Linked DNA regions of Homo sapiens: region 1 is linked to region 2. A link is a loop called in an ENCODE intact Hi-C map of the cell type or tissue named here. Cell type or tissue: PC-9. All regions are shown on one strand. Links, peaks and the distances in the headings refer to the core of each region. The heading gives the core; the rest is flanking DNA.

Region 1 (6,932 bases), core at 4,146-6,645, 250 kb after region 2:
TTCTTAATACTGATGCTCCAAGTCATTAAGGAATAGGAAGTTCTTTAGGCAACCACTACTTTTAGTGCTTGTTTATGTCTGAATTTGTGATTTAGCTTCAAGTTTGACTTCTAAAGAGTTCTTTTATTGCAAACTTAACTCTGTTATCTAATATGCATTTGACATTAATTCATTATGCTTACTTGCTTTATAGTGGATTTCTTGGATAAGCTTTCCTGGATATCTGGTGTACCATATTAAGGGAAATAAAAATTGCTTTTTATACAGACACATAGCATTCAATTGTATGCATGTAACATCATCTATATAGCCATAGGCATATGTAGTCATTCTTTTATTTTTATTGTTTATAAATGATACTATAAAAGCAATTTCACAAAATAGGAGTATGTAAGTAAAAAGTAGGAGAATTACAGGAACAAAGAGTTATACACATTTGTCACTGTGACAGATATTGCCAAATTACTCTCTTTAGAGATTGTACTACATTATGTTCCCACCAGCAATGTATGAAAATATCTGTTTCTCTTCACCCTCAACAAGAATATCTGTTATTACACTTTTGATTTTTACCAGTCTTACAGGGATAAAAAAAATGGCATTTCAGTTTTGGCTTATTTGCAATTCTCACATTCTAAGTAAAGGTGAAGTCTTTAAATATGTTTAAAAATCATTCAGAGCTTTTTATCTATAAATTTTATGTTCATAATTGTTTCTGTACTCTTTGTTCATTTTCTTTTGAATTGCTGGTCATTTCATATTGATTTGTATTTTAGCTTATTGCTTGTGATGTGAGTTGCCAGCATTATTCTTCTGTTTTTGGTATTTTGAGCTTACCTGTTTTTTTTTTGTCATGGGGAATGATTTTAATAAAATAAAAATTTTGCCTCTGGGCTATATATGACTATTGGAAGAGTCTTCTAAACTGGGGTATTACAAATTGTCGCTTTTATCATTACTTTTTTTTTTTTTTATCAAGTTCAGTGTCACTTTTGCTCCCTCTTTAAAACTTATAAGAATACAAGTTCAGGATATATTTGGCTATTTATCTAATTTCCTATGTATCTACTTTTTCTGACTACTGTGTGCATCCCAAATAGGAAGCATTCTTATGCAATGGTTCCATTTCTTTGATATTTAAACACACTACAGTATTCCTGGAGCAACTGATAGTTCTTTCAATGGCCTGGTTCATATGAGTTAGATGAAAAAGATGATCAAAGAGTCTAGGTATTGTCAATAAATATTCTGTAAGCTACAAGAATCTAGTTCAAAAAGCACCAAGTAACAGGAGAGTAATCCCCCTCTCATTCAACAAGATTGGAATAGGCAACTAACAAGTTAATCAAAAAAGTTAAAGAGAAATATCATTTTTAAAGACATATCACTTAAACTGGTAAAGCTAAAATACATATGAATGTAAAGTCATTGAACAACATTTTGACTCATTGCGAAGAACTTGAATTTGATCACAGCTTGCTTGATTAGAATTTCATCATCTTAATGCAGATACCAGAAGCCTAGAAGGCAGCATTGACATTTCCCTGTTTAGTCTATTTTAAAGTAAGTGTGTGTTTGTATATGTGTGTGTGCATGTGTGTTAAGCACTCTGGGTGCCAAACTCTTCTAGAATTTTCAGCTTTATTTCAATCATTTTTTGCTCCCCATTCAACATTTATTTTATGCATATGTTAATATTAGAAAGTAATCCATTAGCTTTGAGATTGCAGAATTATGTGAACATCTATCAACTTTATAGTAGGAATGAAGAATGTTGGTTAATTGGGTGACTTTGTTAAGTGGGATTAAATTAAGTACACTTCAGTTGCATCTGTTATAGGGAGTAATGGTTAATTCGGTGAGTTGATCAAGTAGAGTTAGACAGATTAAATTATACCTTCCATTTTTACCTTTCTTAGGAATAACAGACATATTTTCAAATCTTTTAGTCTTCAGATTTTTAGCTTTTCGAGAAAGAAGTAGATTGTAGTAATGTTAAGTTATTGATATAATCATATTCTGGAAAGTAGATCTAAAGCAATGTTGGCCAAAAAATATGAAACAAATGACAAAAATTCTTTCCCCTTGCAGAATTGGCACTAGTTGATTTAGGATGAGTTTTTCTAAAATCTTTTCTTGCATTTAGCAGAACTTTGGCTATAGTCAGTTAACAGAAGTTGGCAAAATAGTTCAGGTTCTTAATTAGAAACATCATACACTTCTCTTGGCTTTGTTCTCACCTGGAAATCAGAGAAAACATAACCTCATGGACAGCTGTAAGCCACTAGTTCAACTGAAAAAATATACCGGACAAGTGCCATTTGATATCTGTCAACATCCATCAACATCATCCTCATTACTATCATCAGAAATATCATTTACTGAGTATATGCCATATGTCTGGCACTGTACTCTGTGCTTTATTTGGTTTACTGTTTAAAAATTGCAGTGATAATGAAAGGTGCAGATTATTGTTCGCATTTTCCAGATGGGGAGAAACTCAATAAGGTATAAGGTATAATTTTCCAAAAGGCATCCAGTTAACATGTGGGAGAACAGGATTAATAACTGTCTAACTCTTTCCCAATCGGTAAAAATGTTTTCACTGATATAATTGTGTTAAAAGGTATGCTTTAAAGCAACAAAATGAACTTAAGTAAGCTTAATTAAAAATTGGTCTTAATCAAAAGGATATTATCCCATGAATCAGCCAGACTAACTGGTCATTATTTTGAAAGAGATTAGGATCAGCAACTGCAAAGTCAACAGAAATTCAGTCTCTGCCTCGTGTCCTTTTTCGCATTGTTTTGCTTCATTCTCATCCCACCCTCACTCTCTCTCCTGCTTGTGATATGTTAGAAGCTTGTGATATGTCAGATATTCACCACTGATAAGTCAATGAGGGTGAAGAGAGGGTGACACATCACTAATAAAATGGGAAGGAACACAGAAAAGGCTGCTAGCAGCTCACCAAAATCTACATTCTCTTTTAAGAGTACTGTTGGACTAAGTGTCCCAGCTATTTTACAGTTAGGTATAGCAAAGTTATTAAGTTTCCATCATAGAATGTGAATAAAAATGGTATGTGCCAATTCCAGCCCTAGACCCTATAACACTCATTTATTTTCAACCCTTTTAGGCCTGACCAGAATGGATAAAACTCAAACAAAGCATGACCTTGGAAGGCATATTTTAAAGTTGACAGAACATTGGCAGCTTGGATCTCTAAGCGACTAGGTGGAGCAGACCTCCCTTGTCAAATTTTCAGCCTACTCATTAATGTTATTTGGGAGAAATAAAGTTTCAGCATATTTGAGTAATACACTTTGGGGTCTAAATTTTATGCCAGTAAGTAGATCTCTCTGTTTATGCCAGAGAGAGGGCACATAGGCTGAGAAGTTCTACCTCAAAACTGTAAAGAGTAAAGTAGAAATTACAGGGGAACTATAAATAAGCCACAATAAAAAAAATGATTTGAACTTACCTATTTAATCTCAAATAGTTATTTCACCATGTCAATATAACTTTGTATGCACATCACCTTCTCTAATCATGGTTATAGCTGAAATCCTGATATCCTCTACTTAGACTTATTTTGCTTGGTTGGCTGTCACTCATATTGAGGGGATAGATTCTAGAGTTGTTTTCTTTGTCTCTTATAGGACATACTTTCCAAAGTCAGCCTATTTGGAAAATTTATACGAGATTATTCCAAAATATTGAGGATATATTCTTGTACATAATTCTGAAGTTCAAAAGAAATTAAAAATTAATTTAGCTCAGTGTTTTTCCCAAAAGAGCTTACTTACTATCCAATTGAGCAGAAGACACACATAGCGTTACAAGGTTAGTTAGCATTATGAAATATTTTACGTGCTATTTTCTTGATGTATTCCATTAAAGATTTCAAAAGCATGTATTCTGTATCCCACTTTATTAAAACAAATAACTTTTTGAGGAGTAGAGCAAGACGGTCAAATAGAAGATTCCGCCAATCATCCCGCCTGCAAAGACACCAATTTAACAACCGTCTAGTCAGAAAAACACCTTCATAAGAACCAAAAATTGGGTGAGCACTCACAGTACCTGATTTTAACTTCATATCACTGAAAGAGGCACTGGAATCAGGTAGAAAAGAGTCTTGAATTGCCACCACCACTCCTCCCTCATCCCCCAGCAGTGGTTGCATGGCACAGAGAGAATCTGTGCACTTGGGAAAGGGTGAATGCAGTAGTTGTGAGATATTGCAGTGAGCTCAGTATTGCCCTGTCATAGCAGAAAGCAAAACTGGGCTGAACTCAGCTGAGGCCTGCCCACAGAGGGAGTATTTAAACTTACTCTAGCCAAAAGGGAATCACTCATCCCAGCGGTTGGAACTCAGTTCTGGCAAGCCTCATCGCCATAGGCTAAAGCATTCCAGGGCCCTAAACAAACTGAAAACACTCTATGCCATAAGGACTGCAACTCCTAGGTAAGTCCTAGGGCTGAACTGAGCTCAGAACAAGTGAAACACCAGGCAGGGTGGCTAAGGGAGTGCTTGCTATACCTCTGCCCAAACTCCAGGCTGCACAGCTCATGGCTTAAAAAGAGACTCCTTCCTTCTGCTTGAAGACAGGAGACGGAAGAGTAAAGAAGACTTTGTCTTGTATCTCACTTACCAGCTCGGCCACAGTAGGATACAGCACCAGCCAGAGTTGTGAGGCCCCCTTTCCAGGCCCTAGCTCCCAGATGACATTTCTAGACATACCCTGTGCCAAAAGGAAACCTGCTGCCTTCAAGTGAAAAAGCCCAGTCCTGTCAGGATCCATTACTTGCTTACTAAAGAGCCCTTGTGCCCTGAATAACCAGCAGTGGTATCCAGGTAGGACACTGTGGGCCCTGAGAGAGAATCTGAGACTTGCTGGCTTCACATGAAACTTTTTTGCGTGAGAAAAGCAGAAGAAAAAGTAAAGAGGACTTTGTCTTGCACCTTAGGTACCAGTTCAGCCACAGGGGTGTAAAGCACCAAGTGGGCTCCTGGGATCCTCAATTCCAGCCCTTGGCTTTTCTGGACCTATCCTAGGCCAGAGGGGATCCCACTGCTCTGAATGTTGAGTTCTGGGCCAGGCAGCATTCACCATACGCTGACTAAAAAGCCCCTAGGCCTTAATGGAACATCTGCAGTAGCCTGGCAGTATTCTGTTGGGTCTGTGGGGGTGGTAACCATGGGGTGAGGCCTCTCTGCCAGGGGAAAAGGGAGGAAAGCGTGGGAAGGACTGTGACTCATGGTTTGAGTGCCAGCTCTGCTGCAGTACAATAGAATCAGGTAGACTTCTAAGGATTTTGACTTCAGTTTCTGGCTCCTGGACGGCACCTCTGACTCCACCCTAGGGAAACTTGCTGCCTTGAAGGGAAGGACGCAAGCCTGGCTGGCTTTGCCACCTGCTGACTGTAAAGCCCCAGGAACTTGAGAAAACAGGCAGTGGCCAGGTTGTTGTCACATCAGGCCTTGGGTGAGACCCAGTGATGTGCTGCCTTCAGGTCTGACCAAGTGCAGTCCCAGAGCTGGTGGCCACAGGAATGCTTGTGTCACACCACTCCCAGATCTAGGTGGCTCAGAACAGAGGAATAGAGAGACTCTGTTTGGGAGAAAGTAAGAAAAGAACAAGAGTCTCTGCCTGGTAATCCAGAGAATTTGTCCAGATTTTATCCAAGACCACCAAAGTAGTAACTCTACAAGTCTGCAAGAACCAGAGCATGATGGGGCTTGGGGTGCCACCTAAGGTAGATACAGCTTAGATAAAAAAACCCAAGTGCTTTTGAATACCTGGAAATCCTTCCCAAAAAGAATGGGTACAAGCAAGCCCAGACTGCAAAGACTACAATAAATAACCCAAATTTTTAACTCCCAGACACAGACAAACATCCATAAGCATCAAGACCATCCAGGAAAACATGATCTCACCAAATGAAGTAAATAAGACACCAGGGGCCAATCTTGGAGGACTAGAAATATGTGACTTTTTAGACAGACAATTCAAAATAGCTGTTTTGAGGAAACTCAAAGAAATTCAAGATAACACAGAGAGAGAATTCATAAGTCTTTCAAATACATTTAATGAAAAGATTGAAATATTTAAAAAAAGACATACATTTGGTTCTTGGGCATTTGGGTTGGTTCCAAGTCTATGTGGCACATACACACCATAGAATACTATGCAGCCATAAGAAAGGATGAGTTCATGTCCTTTGCAGGGACATGGATGAAGCTGGAAACCATCATTCTCAGCAAACTAACACAGGAACAGAAAAACAAACACCACATGTTCTCACTCATAAGTGGGAGTTGAACAATGAGAACACATGGACACAGGGAGGGGAACATCACACTCCGGGGCCTGTCAGGGAGTCGGGGGCTAGGGGAGGGATAGCATTATGAGAAATACCTAATGTGGATGATGGGCTGATGGGTTCAGCAAACCACCATGGCACGTGTATACCTATGTAACAAACCTGCATGTTCTGCACATGTATTGCAGAACTTAAAGTATAATTAAAAAAAAAAAAAGAGAGAGGAGACAAAGTTAAAGTGTAGAGTTGTTATTAGGTTTTTTTTTTTGTCTGTTTGTTCATGCAAACAGTATTAAGATGTTATCAGCTTAAAATAATGGGTTTTAAGATATTGCAAGCCTCATCATAACCACAAATCAAAAAAAAAAAAAAATGCAATGGATACACAAAAAACTAAAATGCAAGAAACTAAATCATACCACCAGAGAAAATCATCTTTACTAAAATGAAGACAGGAAGGAAAGGAGAGGAAGACCATAAAACAACCAGAAAACAAATAACAAAATGGTAGGAGTAAGTCCTTACTTATCAATACTAATATTGAATGTAAATGGACTAAACTCTTCAATCAAAAGACATAGAGTGGCCAAATAGATTTTTAA
Region 2 (10,500 bases), core at 4,014-6,513:
ACAGAAAATGTGGTACATATATACCATGGAATACTATGCAGCCATAAAAAAGAATGAGATCATGTCTTTTGTGGGAACATGGATAGAGCTGGAGGCCATTATACTCAGCTAATTAATGCAGAAACAGAAAACCAAATGCTGTGTGTACTCACTTATAAGTGAGAGCTAAATGATGAGAACTCATGGACACAAAGAAGGAAATAACAGACACTGGAGCCTACTTAAGGGTGGAGGGTGGAAGTAGAGAGAGAAGCAGAAAAATAACAATTGAGTACTAGGCTTAGTACCTGACTGATGAAATAATCTGTACAACAGACCCTTGTGACATGAGTTTAGCTATGTAACAAACCTGCACATGTACCCTTGAACCTAAAATAAAAGTTAAAAAAAAAAAACAAGTAATTACTGGAAAAAAAATCACCATAGCTGCAAAAAAAAAAAACGACCTTCCCTTAATTTATAAAGCTGAGAAAAATTGGAAAATTAATTAGTAATAATCACTGGAGAAGGCATCAGCAACAGATGGATTCATAGTAATATGAGTTTTATCACAATAGCATGAGTTATTTAAAACTGATTAATTCTACTGTAATTGAAATTATTCCAAGTGACAGAAAAACAATAAAAACATTCCAATTCTTTTTAGGAAGCAATCCAGCAATGTATCAAAAGAAAATACAATTTGAGCAGGCAGGCATGCCATAGTGACTCAGTACCAGAATATATATCAATATAGTTTATTACATCAAAAAATTTATAGATTTAGCAGAGCACAAACAAAAAAAAAAAAAGAAAAGGAATTAATGGAGAAGAACCATATGAATGAACCAATTAAGGAAAAGGCATGATAAAATTAATAGCTGGTCCTAATGTATGTAAATCTGAGGAAACATGAATAGATTCCTTAACATGATGAAGGTGAAATGACCAAGCACAATGGAAAGGGTTATCATAAATAATGAATCACAAAACAATTTCCTGTTGAAATTGTAAATAGGAAGTGATGACTATTATCACTCATATCTCTTGAATTCATACTATTTCCAATTCAAATGAGTTTATCAACCTTTTTATCTTATATCTATATCTTCTTTTCTTCACACTAAGATTCCTGCTTCTCATATACACTGGAGACAACAGAATTGTATTGTTTTTTCACCTGCTTTATCACACATTACACAGAAGACATTTTTAGAATTACATACCAATACATCCAGCAGTGTGAGTATTGAAAACAGTTTAAAATGTTTTGCATGCGTTCTCTCCATTTGCTCCCCATTTTGTAAAAATAAACTTTTTATTTTGAAATAATATTTAGATTTTCAGAAAAATTGCACAGATGGTATAGAGAATTTCTGTATTACTTTCACCCATTTCCCCTATTGTTAACATATTGCATAACCATAATACATTTGCCAAAAATAAGAAACCAACATTAGTATATTACTGTTAACTAAACTCCAGACTTTTTCAAAAATTTCAATATTTTTTCCAGTCATGGCCTTGTTCAATTCTAGAATTTAATCTAGGATGACCCATTGTTTCTATTTGTCACATCTGTTTAGACTTCTCTGGTCTATGACAATTTCTCAGTGTTTGCTTATTTTTCATGACTTCATAGTTTTGAGGAGTACTCATCAGGTATTTTGTGAAATGTCCCTCAATTTGTATTTGTCTTATGTTTTCTCATAATCAGTCTGGATCATGGGTTTGAACGGAAGACCCCACAGGAGCAATGACCTTTTCATATCACATCAGGGAAAACAATGCTATCACCATGACTCATAGCTGATGATATTAACCTTATTCATTTGGCCAAGGCAGTTTTTCCCAGGAGTCTCTACTATAAAATTACTTTTTCCTCCATCTTTCCGTATTCCTTAGAAGCAACTCATTAAGTTCAGCCCACACTCAAGGAGCAGGGAAAATTGAACTTTATCTCCTATAGGGTAAGAGCTACATAAATTATTAGGAATTCTTCCGTAAGGAAGACTTGTCTCTTCTCTTTCATTTGTTTATTTATTCAATTATTTATTTATATCAATGTGTCGAGATGTATTTATATATAAAATTTCCTTTTGGTCTAAAAATTGCTATATAATATCTGAAGACAATCAGATTTTTCTTTCTTCTATTATATAAGTTATTCGGTTTTTTTTTTTATGTGCAAGGGATTTTTTTTTTTTTTTAAAGACAGAGTCTCGCTCTGTCCTAGGGTGGAGCGCAGTGGCACGATCTCGGCTCACTGCAACCTCCGCCTCCCGGGTTCAAATGATTCTCCTGTCTCAGCCTTCTAAGTAGCTGGGATTACAGGCGTGTGCCACCACACTTGGCTAATTTTTATATTTTTAGTAGAGACAGGGCTTCACCATGTTGGCCCGGTTGGTCTCCAACTCCTGACCTCGTGATTCATTGGCTTCAGCCCCCGAAAGTGTTGGGATTACAGGTGTGAGCCACTGAGCCTGGCCTGTGCAAGGGATTTTTTAAGTCTAATAATCTTACTATTAATAGAATATGTCAGTATTGGCTACTATGCTTTAAATTTTTTCCCAGTTATGTTGTTTACCTCATTAATACGCAGTTTCAAATCTTAATTTTTTTAAGATTTCAGGAATATCTTGAAATATAGTTTTTAATAATTGTTCCATTCCCTTGCTTTGGTTTTTCTTTCATGTAAAATATCATTCTATCTATGTTGGATGTTCTTTCCCTGTCTTCATCATTTGCTGTTTTTTTAAAAGTCATTCTAATTTTGATCCTAATTTCTTTTTGCATTCACTTACATGTTTATATACTATAAAGTTCACCATATTTGGTATACAATCCTGTGTGTCTTGAAGAATGTATACCATCATGTAAATTTCACCATAACTGAGGCACAGAAAAGCTTCATAGCTTGAAAACGTTTTCTCCTATTTCTCCCTTGTAGTCAAACCCTTTTTTTGCCCTCAGCCCCACAGAAACTACTGATCCATTTTTTCTGTAAATTTACCTTTTTCCGGATTTCATAAAAATGAATCATAGAGCATGTAGCCGTTAACTTCCTTTTATTTGAAACTTCTATCTCATTTTCACGCTGTATTTCCCCTATGACATTTTCTGTATTCCTTGTAGCTTTATATAATTTTTATTCTCCTTTGTGCCCATTTTGGTCTAGTCTTTATTTTTGAAATGGTGTTGTTTGTTTGTTCTTTCATTTGTTCAGGGGGTTATTTATTGTGTTATTGACTAATTTCTGAGTTTTCATAATTCTGGTTTATGATGTTCTTTCACATGGCAGGTTATTGTGTTAATGACTTTGGCTAATTTTAAAACATTAGGATATAGTTTTCCTCTGCTTTGTGGGCTTTAATTGTCTATAAAGAGGTTATTTTGCTTATTATTTTGCTATTATAATAACTCTGAATGATATTTAACCTCAGTTATTTCTGAGGCTCATTTTCACAGGAAATTCATTAGCTTAGAAGTTAGTTCCTTAGAAAGGAACCATGATTTTGTATATTTTCTATTAATAACTTCCTCTTCTGTTGTTCTTATGAAATATTCCATTTTATTCCCACAATTTAATCCACTTCTTTCCCCATTTCCTGCTTAATTTAGATTCTTAGTTTCTTCTCAGTGTGGGGTTCTTCCCTGGAAGAACCTTTGGTTGATTAGTGTTGAGGGACAGTAGGGCCCAGCCTGTTCCAACCCCTTCAGGTCACACTGCAGATAGCTTACACAGCATAAGACTATGCAAACCCCAGCCAGTTTCAACTGTTTTCTCAGATTTGTAACCACAATTTCAGGTGAATATTTGTTGGTTAATTCTTATTCTGTCAAATACTTCATCGCTTTCCTCTGCTTCCACCTGCACATAGGGAAGATTATACCACACAGGCCTTGTAGTTGTTGGTAAATTATTTCCAACATAGATACTTGGAAGTTGGTTTGTTGTTATATTTTTGCCTCATATTTTTCTTCATATTATGTTGTCCATAGGTTTTTGGTTTTGTTTTATTTCTCTGTGAGTTCTTCTAAGGAGATTTGGGGATTTTCAAAAGCTGAGAACCTGTGTAGAAGATTTTAACTCATTTTTTCAGTAACCGATAGAAAAACACAAAAATTAAGTAAAAAAAAAAAAGTTTCAATAACACAGTTAATACTACTGACTTAATTTACACAAATTGAACCCATACCAAATAATGTCATAATACACATTCTTTTAAAGTAAAGTACACATTAAACTTTTTTTTTTTTAATTCTTGGCCATAAAGCAATTATCCTCAAATTTAAAAAGATAGAAATGCAGAGGTTAATAACAACTTCAGACTTAGGTTGGGAGTTACAGCATTGGTTCTCAGGCCTCAGACTCAGGCTGAATTACATTATCGGCTTTCCTGGTTCTCCAGCTTGAAGATGACAGATAGTGGAACTACTACACCTCTCCAATCACAAGAGCCAATTTCCACAATATGTTTCCTGTTTTATACATACATATATCTGCATCTACATTCAGTCGTACACCCATAGCAATGTTTTGGTCAGTGAAAGACTGCACATATTGATGGTGGTCTCAAAGGATTGTAATATTGTATTTTTATTATACAGTTTCTAGGTTTAGATGTTGATATGGTTTGGCTCTGTGTCCCCACTGAAATCTCATATTAAAGGAGGGTCCTGGTGGGAAGTGATTGTATCATGAGGCAGACTTACCCCATGCTGTTCTTGTGATAGAGTTCTCATGAGATCTTGTTGTCTGAAAGTGTGTAGCACCTCTCCCTTCACTTGCTCTCTCTCCTGCTCCACCATGTGAAGTTGTGCCGGTTTCCCCTTCCACCATGATTGTAAGTTTTAAAATATTCTGTTTGGGCCAGGTGCGGTGGCTCACACCTGTAATCCCAGGAGTTTTAGAGGCCTAGGCGCATGGATCACCTGAGGTCAGGAGTTCGAGACCAGCCTGGCCAACATGGTGAAACCCCATCTCTATTAGAAATACAAAAATTAGCCAGGCGTGGTGGTGTGCACCTGTAATCTCAGCTACTTGAGAGGCTGAGGCAGGAGAATTGCTTGAACCCTTGAGGCGGAGGTAGCAGTGAGTGGAGATCGTGCCACTGCACTCCAGCCTGGGCGACAGAGTGAGATTCTCATCTCAAAAAAACAAAACAAAACATAACAACAACGAAAAAATTCTGTTTGTTCTTCCTTACTCGAAGGTTTGTTATTTGAGACATACACTGCGTTTCTTGCACTGTCACATGGCCTTTTTAAAAATAAGGTATTCAGCTCTTAGTAATTGTGCATTAAATGTTTGTTTACTAACTGCCTAGCAACGTAATAAGGCTGTTGGATTTGACAGAACTTGCAGAAAATAAGTGCTGATTGTTTCTCAGAGCTCGCCTTTGTATTTCTGCTAAGTATATTTATTTAGGGTCTGCCCATGAAATGAAAACTGAACAGTGGAATTTGTACTCAGGAAGTTATGTAACACTTTATGGCAGGGCTTAAAACAATGAAAATTCAGCCACTGCATGTTTCAAACAAGTATTTGCTGTGTTGCCAAAGTAGAAAGAGCAGAAGGGAAACATCATGGGAAGAAAGACTATTTTGTTTCTGATTGCAGGGGTCCTTGGGGCATATTATGTTTATACTCCTCTCTCAGATAATATTGAGGAACTCTGGTGACTGGTGTGGATAGCTACACCTGTGAAAATGGTAACAAATTTGGTAAGTTCAGAATTTCATTGTCTCTGTGAATATTTAAGTTTAATCAGGAGAAAATAATTACCAGCTATATTATTTTTAAAACTTTCTGCTGTCTTGGAAATTTTGCTCTTAAAGTTTGCTTGACGATTTTCAAACCTTAAAAAAAAAAACAAACTTCATTCTTTAACACAAATCCCTAACAGAATAAGTATGAAGGAAGTATTCAAGTAATTTTAATTTTAAATATTAGAAAACAAAATATGCTGGCTGAGAAAAACAATCTTACTGTGATTTTCATGGCATGAATACTGACAGAATGAAGCATTTATGAAGTATAAACTTCAGAAAAGGTAGAATTGAGCAGCACTGTGATTAGTTATAGAAAATTCTACACAACAATCTTGGATTCAGGCATGAAAATGCATTCTCACTGAAATATTCTGTCAAAAGGTCAACTGGTAAAAGGTCAAGGGAAATTGAACACACGGCATGATTCTCAGTTGAAGGAGAGTGAGCCGCTGAGGCGACAGGGCAGCTCCCTGGCTGGCTGCCCCCAGTGTCCACACTGGCCCTCGGAGACCTGTGGTTTTTTTCTAGTGAGGCTAACTACTTGGATATGAAGCCATTCATGATTTCCTGGAAACTTCTCTGTAGCAAACTGCCTTCTTGTAGCAAAAGAAAAAGATAATTCAAGGACACTTAGCCTGGATATTTAACACTTGGCTCACACTCTGTTTCCTTGCATATATTTTTTAGGTGTTTCAACATTCTCTACTGGCATTTAATGCAGCTCTGAATAAGTGTGATACATGCCTTATTCTCAAGGTTTTTGTTTGTTTGTTTTTCTATTTTTATGTTTTTTTTAGAGACAGAGTCTTGCTCTATTGCCCAGGCTGGAGTGCAGTGGTCCAATCTCAGCTCATTGCAACCTCTGTCTCCTGGGTTCAAGTGATTCTCCTGCCTCAGCCTCCCAAGTAGCTGGGATTACAGGCATGCGCCACCGCACCCAGTGCATTTTTCTATTTTTAGTAGAGACGGAGTTTCGCCATGTTGGCCATGCTGGTCTCGAACCCCCCGACCTCAGGTGACCCGCCCACCTCGACCTCCCAAAGTGCTGGGATTACAGGCATGAGCCACCACGCCCAGCCCTCTTTGTGGTTTTTTGTTTGTTTGTTTGTTTTAAAGACGGGTTCTTGATCTCTCTGTTGCCCAGGATGGAGTGCAGTGGTGATCATAGCTTCTTGCAGCCTGGAACTCCTGGGCTCAAGTGATCCTCCCACTACTTGGCCTCCTGAGCAGTTAGGGCTATAGGCACATGCCACCATGCTTAGTTATTTTTTTAAACATTTTTTGTAGAGATGGGGTCTTGTTCTGTTTCCCAGGCTGGTTTTAAACTCCTGGCCTCAAGCAATCCCCCAAACCTTTGCCTCCAACACGCTGGGACTAGAGGCATCAGCCACTACATTCAGCCCCACATTTTCATTTTCTATTAGTTACTTAATTTTCTAGTCATTTTATTAGCATATAGAGTTGGTCCTCTGTATATACGGGTTTTGCATACCACATATATTATATTTTTCATCCTCAAGTTTAATTTTTAAAAATCTGTGTGTAAGTAGACTCACTCAGTTCAAACTTGCTAAATGGTCCAGTGTATGTTGTTACTGGACTTGGGTCAGTTTCACTGGAATATAGCTTCAAGTCTTATTTTTAAAAAGTTATTCTGGAATTATTTATAAAAATATTTATTTTGGGTCATTGTTTTGCTTTATTATTTGTATTTATTATGTGTATATATATATATTTATACGCTAAAATAATGTCATTTCTCTTGAAAGTGCTTAGTCTCTTTTTACATTTCACTTCCTTGTGTTTGCTTTTTCGTTTCTATCTTATATAATACCTTGAGTTTCTTTACCTTGGTTTTATTTCTGAAGTTATTTGTCTTTTTTGCCTTATTCCTTTTCTGAGTTCTACCAAGGAGTTCTGGGAACTGCTATTTCCTGACTTCCTCTTCAGGAATAGGGTGGGGACAATTTAGTATTGAAAATAGACAATTTTGTTATTTCTTTTGTACTTATTTAATTTGCATTAATAGGAAAGAGGTTCAGCTAGTTGTTTGATCACCCAGCCCTTTAATCCACATGTTTCCAACTTAAGATAGGAAAGCAAGTTTTTCTCATCCTTGGAATCCCAACATTATAGGTCCATTAGGATTTGGCTCATATTCACCTCCGGAGGTCCCTTTTCTTTCATGGATCCTTGTACAGACATCTTTATTGCTTTACCAAACTACATGCATTTCTCTGATTACAATAGAAGTGTCCTTGTGGCGATTGCTTTGGCCTAGCATGAGATTTTCCCCTTTGGCCAAACTCTACTCCCCTTTCAGTACTCATATCAGAGCTCACCCACTCCTTTTCACTTCTCATCCAGGCAGCTAGTTGGCCCACTGACCACTGCCAAAGTTCTTTGTACATATCTATGAGATATGCAGTGATGTTGTTTTGTAATTGCTAATACATCTATTTTTCCTTCTTGAATCTGAGCTTCTTTAGAAAAGAGAACTTGTCTTACTTATCTTTGTAATTCAAACTGTCTAGCATGGAATCCATCAAGTTGTAATTCCTCAGTAATTCTTTACTTTTTTTTTTAACCTAAGGCAACTATGTGGCAACACCACTAAACCTCCAGTATTTCCAGTTGTGCCATTCAGATTCACCTGTGAGACTACCAGACAGGACCATTGGGAATACCTATGCATAGTTCTGTGTTCATAAGCAACGCTGGCATTTGATATTTGTAAACTAGTACTTTTTTTTCCTATATCTCCTTTTAGGCTTTGTTAGTTGAACTCTTGGGAATCAATCATTTCATGAATACTGCAACGTTCTTTGTGAGCTTTCAAGAAGTCCCACCTACATCTGATGAAAATGTCACCATGATAGAGACAACTTTCAGTAACATTCCTGTCCGTGTATACATGCCAACACTAAAGTCAGAGATACTAAGAACGGGCTTAGTTTATATTCATGGTGGTGGTTGGTGTATGGGGGATGCTGGTATGTGTTCCATATTAAAAGTTTTAGTTTATCATATAACATACATTTTACTGAAATGTTGACTCCATCATATCAAGACAAACATGTTAGATAACAAAACACTTCAGCTGTCCAAAATTTATTTCTTTGGAGCTATGTAGATTTAAAAGAACTATTTTAAATCTCATTCTGAAAGAGGGCATAATAAATACCAAAAGCTGTAGCAAATCTCAGGTAAGAAGAGAATGTGTTTCACGCACTTAGACATTTATTATTAATTGCAGATTTGATAGAAAGTTGCAGTAGAAAACAATGAGGTGAGTTGAACAGTGGATTAAATATGAGGAAATAGAAATGGTAACTATAGTCTTCTCATAAGCTTAAATATTAAGGAAATGAGAAAGAAGGCGCTAGATTTAAAAAATAGAGTTGAATAGGGGTATTTTATTTTGATTTCATATTATATCATATATATTTTGTTTAATGCACTCATGTATTTATATAAATATTTATATTTTATATATAATTTTATTTGCTATAGAATCTAAAATTATTTTATTTGTATATAAATATATTTTATATTATATGTTTTCTATTATACATATTTTATAATTATGTATGGGAGGTCTATGAACATGATTATAAGCTGAAGTTAAGATGGTGGTAAATTGAGGTACATTGGAGAAACGCAGGGAGTGGTAGGTAGAAGAAGGGATGGGGGTTTATCTGACCTAGAGAATGTGGAAGCAAATTGGATTCAATGCAGATGGGAAGAATTGGCAAAACACAGGAGAAGGGACATATCTTCATTTGTGACAGAAGAAAAATAGGTGCTGATGGGTATTGATGTAGATTGGGAATGTAAATTGGAGCAGTAAATGGAGTGATTCTATCATTTTCTCTAAATTCAGATAGTAAAGTCATCATTTAACAATGCAGTGATGTTTCTAACACAAAACCTGAGTATGACATACCAGTTTCCATGAGTCTCTTCTGCCCAAAGCATTTCTTTGAAAACTTTTACATCAAAGTATCTGTGAAGAATGAAAATATGTTTACTAAAGTAAAGGAATTAAATAAGAATAAACCTAGAAAAAAATAACATTTGTCTGATACTTTCTATTTCAATATTAAAGAAAACATAAAAATATGTATTCCAATCAAAAATATGAGCATGACTTTTTATAGTAAAGGTTAAATAAGAACTTAAGACTTAGTGTGTATTTGACATGTCAATAATACTCGGCACCTAGTTTTGGAAACATCACAAGATAATAATATCTACTCCTCTTTCCATGGCCCCCAAGAGATAGGTTTTGTAAGAACCTCATATCCTGTTACTTCTCCTTCACTACTGTATGATTTCTCCTGACACTTGTTACTACCAAATTCTATTTATCTTTTAACAATTTTCTTATCTGCAAAAGGAAGCATTTGCCCAAGCCCCATAGCAAACAAGTGTGACCCATCCCCAATCCATACACATACCAAAACAAAACAAACAACAAAACAGAAGAAAACACATTCTTTCTTGTCTGCCAAGAAAATATGAATACCTAATTCAAGTCTTAGCTCTCTCTACTTCCTGTTTACTCTTCTCTATCTTTCTCTGGGAGTTTCTGTGAAGTCTAATTTGATTTCCAAAGAGCATTTTCTGTACTCCATTAAAGAAACTATTATTTTGCATTATTGCTTTTGGTTTGTATGCCTGTCCTCCCTACCCCTGTCTCCAGTAGACTGTGACTTCCTTAAAGTTGGAGTTAATATATATGTG

What was found. A loop is a pair of places that touch in the nucleus more often than their neighbours do. Peaks named below come from ENCODE experiments on the same cell type or tissue, not always from the same donor. Only the 100,000 strongest peaks of a DNase experiment are listed, where the experiment ranks them.
Region 1: it touches region 2 in a loop (12-fold over the local background); 2 of 110 quality-filtered maps call a loop at or near these places.

The regions. Positions count from the first base shown.
Region 1 is chr3:152,016,858-152,023,789 of GRCh38, forward strand. No RefSeq gene overlaps it. Among named protein-coding and RNA genes, the nearest start is that of AADACL2-AS1, 92 kb to the left of the region's middle. RefSeq lists an enhancer at 5,236-5,345. In PC-9, for the core only: no CTCF peak of the experiment used is centred there; a DNase peak (open chromatin) is centred at 5,374; H3K4me3 peaks cover 259 bases; H3K27ac peaks cover 1,779 bases.
Region 2 is chr3:151,764,906-151,775,405 of GRCh38, forward strand. It overlaps AADACL2-AS1 (AADACL2 antisense RNA 1), which reads right to left. Exons shown (of 3, transcript NR_110203.1): 2 at 9,701-9,760. It also overlaps the pseudogene AADACP1. Among named protein-coding and RNA genes, the nearest start is that of AADACL2, 36 kb to the left of the region's middle. In PC-9, for the core only: no CTCF peak of the experiment used is centred there; a DNase peak (open chromatin) is centred at 5,326.